Regions from separate parts of the Homo sapiens genome. Here region 2 is linked to region 1. Evidence: read pairs that join two places in POLR2A ChIA-PET (ENCODE). Cell type or tissue: OCI-LY7. All regions are shown on one strand.

Region 1 (2,500 bases):
CAGGAGATCACCACACAAGCAAGGGGACAAGTTATAGCAGAAAACTTGGAATTGACTTGCTCCTGATCATTGTGAACTTCCTCCTGCTCCTCAGCTGGTTAAAAGCTGTCAGCCAAAGCTGGCATCCCGGGGTGTCACAGGTGTATTGATAATTGACTCAGTCTGTTTTGTTTACAATTTTCTGCCCAACAAATTGCATGTTTCTGCAGATGTCTAACAAATTCAGGACATTTAATTCCTCAGCTGCCACCATCCTGCTGTTTCCACCCTCCTCATCCATTGGTTACGATGGTGTCCAAAGACACATTCACCAGCATTAGAAAAGGTCATTAAAAAGCTCTTACAACCATCTGTACCCAGATGGACAGGTCTCCAGCCAAAACAGGAGAGGTTCCTACTCAAAGAGGCCCAGAGGACCTGACTACATGCAGTGCCGCAGTTGGTTTTTTAATTATTGTTTGTGGGTCCTGAATTATTTACATTTGAGCTGTAAATCTTAATGACCCATGCCGTGATCTTCTTGGCTTACTGATGATGAACAAAGCCAAGGCTGTTTCGTTCTCCTGATTCAATGCTGCTGTAGGATGAGGGCCAAAGAAAAGTGCATCTTCCTAAATCGTCTTACACTGGTTCTTGGAACAAATCATTCTTGCTTGGATCCTTGGCTAGGTCATTTGCCATACACTTACCAGTTAATTCCCTACTGCTTTCATACTCTATCATCCAGTGGAGCATTTTCTATGCAAATGACTCACTTGTGCAGGGATGTTTTTTAATGCCTTTTTCCTTGACCTTTGCATTGCATACAGAAAAAATTTAACTTAATGTTAAAACAAACTGCAATTATTTTCTACAGTGGGTCTATAACATGTTGCACATTATTCAATTTGGTGGCACCAGCTTTCAGAACAAAGGGTTTGAAGACCAGAATGCGCCCTGGCAAAGTTTGGCAAGATCTTTGAAACTAAAACCAAAAGCACAGAAACAGAGAGTCAAACGGCCTTGCTAAAACAATCTTGCCCAGAGAAATCAAAGCAAGCCAGTGTTTCAGCTAACCTTAACCAAATGAATGAGGGAAGAAATGATTCTTTTGCTTACAACTACTTGACAAGTGGGAGATGTCTCTCTTAACTACTGACCTTCAAAGCACTAGGAAAAATGAATTCTGAATTCTCGACCTGTCGCATCTCAACACAGCAGCTCAGCCACACCTTTTCACAGTAGCTGCAGTGCTTCACTACACTATTTCTGCCTGCCCTTCAGAACTCAAAGCAGACGCGCTCACCAGCGGTGCCAAACTGTTAGACTCATCAAGTTTATGAACACTGCATACAAAATGCAAACATTTTCTTCCATTTGGGCAAACATTGGCACAGGAAACTTTCTTTCCAATGTTAACAGCAGGGAGCTTAAATAAAAGTTCAGTTTCTAGAAGGGTGGGGGAGAGAAAAAGCTAATTCTAAAAATATGTCATCAGCAGCATGCCATTGCCAGAGAAAATTGTACATGTTTCTCTCAAGCACAGTTCACTCAAATGAACTTGACAGCTTTGGAGATCACTTAAAAGAAAGGAAATTTGTTGCATGAGGCCTGCCAGATATAAAAGGGATCACGTCTCAACAGATAAGACTTGATAGATTCCCATCTTAAATATTTCGGTACGATGATTACATAAACTCAAAATTAGGGCTTTGTCACAGATCCGCACACAGGCTTATGCCCTAAGGGTATGCTTCCAGCCCATTCATGGGACTTGTCCTTGAATCTAGCAATTAACTTTAAAATCTTGCTACTGTCATCAGGTCCCCAGAAAATAAATTAAAGGACATCTGAGCAAACAAGTAAAATTACGCAGCTGAACTTAAAATCAGCAGCTTGCTTCTTGTCCACAGGTGTGTCCAGGCAAGATAAACGAGTTTAACTGGGTTACAAATTACAGGTGTCAGTGCCTTCTCTCAAATCCACCAAATGCTGGAAAATGCCGCTCTCAGACAGACTATTTCCTAAAAGGGGACTATTCAGGATAGTTTTCCATTTAAACATAATACTCAAGTTGCTGAAAAAATACTGTAAAAATCAGGTGTGAATATGTTCGTTTGACCCGAAGCTGCAGCTCTCAAACATCTGATTAAAAGGAAAAACAGGCAGGCATTACAACTCCCCAGAAAGCCACAAAAATAAAAGGCTCCATCTTCAAGAAGATGATCTCCAATTACAACACTATGCTGGTTTGAAGAAATGCCTGATGCAGCGGTGAGCTGTAACATACCAATCAGAAAGCTTTCCCATCTCAACAGGGACAACATGGCCACTAAACTACCAAGTCAGTTGTAGAAGCTGAACACATCTATTTGTTATCTCATCCTCTTAGCCATAACCTACATTTCTGGATCCTGGTCTAAATTGAATAGACCCTTTTACAAGTGCAACTCTTTGGAACAGCACAGATAGTTCGCTGTGCCCTTTGAAAACATAAGAGAAAAACTATAAGCTGATCTTT
Region 2 (2,500 bases), 1.6 Mb before region 1:
CAGCCTCCCAAGTAGCTGGGACTACAGGCATATACCACCATGCCCAGTTAATTTTTGTATTTTTGATAGAGATTGGGTTTCGCCATGTTGCCCAGGCTGGTCTCAAACTCCTGAGCTCAAGCAATCCACCCACTTTGGCCTCCCAAAGTGCTGGGATTACAGGCATGAGCCACTGCGCCCAGCCTACTGTACTCTTAAGAAATTCAGTTTTCTCATAAAGTTCTCAGAAAAACAAATATTTAGTTTTAATTGTTATAAAAGGCAGATCCTTGTGTGTCAATGACTTAAACTTAAAGAATCTATACAAATGCAATTTTACTCAAGTATTTTTAAAAACACAGCCTACTTTGTTATGGCCTCAAAATTACAAAGGCACAATCTAACTCAGTGTTACTAACAGACAACTCCTAACAACAACAATGAAAAGCCCTCTAGGCTAGGTGTCACAGAGAATGTTACTGCTAGCCAAGGCTGGGTTAGGGTCAAGAGAAGAGAAGTGAACAGCTTGTTCATCAGTTGGACAGGAAAGGAAGTCTCATATTTCACTTCACAGAAGACTTTTTTTTTATTTTTTGGAGACAGGGTCTCACTCTGTCACCCAGACTGGAATGCAGTGGCACAATCATGGTTCACTGCAACCTTGAACACCTGGGCTCAAGTGATCCTCCTGCCTCAGCCTCCAAATTAGCTGGGACTACAGGTATGTGCTACCATGCCCAGCTAATTAAAAAAAAAAAAAATTCCTTAGTAGAGATGGGGGTCTCACTATGTTGACCCGGCTGGTTTTGAACTCCTGGCTTCAAGCAAGCCTCCCTCCTGGGCCTCCCAAAGTGCTAAATTACAGGTGTGAGCCACTGTGCCCAGTCCTTTTTATTTTTAAAGAGATGGGATCTCATTATGTTGCCCAGGCTGGAGTGCAGTGGTGCAATCACAGTACATTTCAGCCTCCAACTCCTGAGCTCAAGTGAGCCTCTACTTCAGCTTCCTGAGTAGCTGGGACTACATGCACACACCACCACACCCAGCCTTAACCCCATTTTTTCCCTTCTTATAGAATTATTTCCCCAATATTATGATGCCTATATTGTAAGAATTAGAATTTTAAAAACAGAGATACCTTAATCAGCCCTGCTTCAGACCCATCTCGGTCAAAGGTCTGACGGGCTTTAGCTATGGCCAGGATGACCCCTTGCATGGCAGGGCTCAGCATCACCTACCACAAGGGGGCACAAAACACAGAGAGAAAGGAGAGAAGAAAGGTTCAGCAGAAGACTGTATGAAAGCAGGCTGAACAGAGTGCTAAAGGGCAGCAGAGCAGTGTGCTCTTTGGCCAGCATGTATTGCAAGCTGAGTTTCACACACCCATTCCTATGTGCACCCACTGCCTCTGTCCTTCTATATAATGTCAACACCCTGCCCAAGACAAGCTATTCCTACGCTCTATGTTCTAATTCAGTAGGATAAAGAAAGATGTATGCCTAAAAATATCTCCCAATATGGCACTGCTGAAGAATTAAGTTAAATTATAGTTCTCAGAGGGGAAGTGTCTAAGGTCAGAATTCCAATTTAGTTCTGTACTTTGGGTGTATATCTTAAACACACAAATACTTTAGAGTTTTACTAGGATAAACAGTACATTTAAAATAGTCTGGAAACTAGCGACTATACAAATATGACTCCATAAAGTAAAAACTTTTCAAGGACTTTTTTTTTTTTTGGGAGACAGAGTCTCGCTCTGTCGCCCAGGCTGGAGTGCAATGGCGTGATCTCAGCTCACTGCAACCTCCGCCTCCCGGGTTCAAGCGGTTCTCCTGCCTCAGCCTCCCAAGTAGCTGGGATTATAGGTGTATGCCACCATGCCCAGCTAATTTTTGTATTTTTAGTAGAGACAGGGGTTTCACCATGTTGGCCAGGCTGGTCTTGAACTCCCGACCCGAGGTGATCCACCCGCCTTGGCCTCCCAAAGGGCTGGGATTATAGGCGTAAACCTCCGTGCCCAGCCTTGTCAATGATTTTTTTTTTTAAATACCCCACAGAAAAAAAACAGAAATCTGAGAGAGACAGAATTCATTATTGTTTATGTGCAGTGCAACTGAAGAGGAGACAGACAACAAACAACTTGGGGTTCTATAGCTTCTTCCTATAGAATTCCTTTACAATTAAAAATAACTTCAATCCACATTTGTTTAGCTCACTGGACAACTGAAAAATTTATATCTGGAGGTAAAACAATGGACTAATATCCAAAAAAAAGATTCCCTATTTTAAATTAGAAGGCAATCTTTTGTCCATAATACCAAAAAGGGAACTTAATTTTACTTTTCTGAGCCATCTAGACTCTGCAGTGGCCCCATTAAGTATAAGCCTGGGTAGATATACATATGCTGGGAGCGCTATACAATAGAAACATGGCTATCTTTTAAATAATGGTAACTAAGGTCAAAACCAAATAGGCTTTCTTGACAATCATTTTTTGCAACGAGAAAATATCAGCTATTGG

What was found. Peaks named below come from ENCODE experiments on the same cell type or tissue, not always from the same donor. Only the 100,000 strongest peaks of a DNase experiment are listed, where the experiment ranks them.
Region 2: POLR2A ChIA-PET joins it to region 1 with 14 read pairs; 1 of 35 experiments calls an interaction of 5 or more read pairs at or near these places.

What each region holds. Positions count from the first base shown.
Region 1 is chr11:115,420,244-115,422,743 of GRCh38, forward strand. The region is part of intron 1 of CADM1 (cell adhesion molecule 1); the gene reads right to left. Among named protein-coding and RNA genes, the nearest start is that of CADM1-AS1, 25 kb to the left of the region's middle. In OCI-LY7, no CTCF peak of the experiment used is centred here; a DNase peak (open chromatin) is centred at 1,228; H3K4me3 peaks cover 2,261 bases; H3K27ac peaks cover 1,714 bases.
Region 2 is chr11:113,805,372-113,807,871 of GRCh38, forward strand. USP28 (ubiquitin specific peptidase 28) reads right to left here. Exons shown (of 26, transcript NM_001346252.4): 20 at 1,118-1,213. Among named protein-coding and RNA genes, the nearest start is that of CLDN25, 27 kb to the left of the region's middle. RefSeq lists a silencer at 1,265-1,314. In OCI-LY7, a CTCF peak has its summit at 1,213 (motif pointing right); a DNase peak (open chromatin) is centred at 1,230.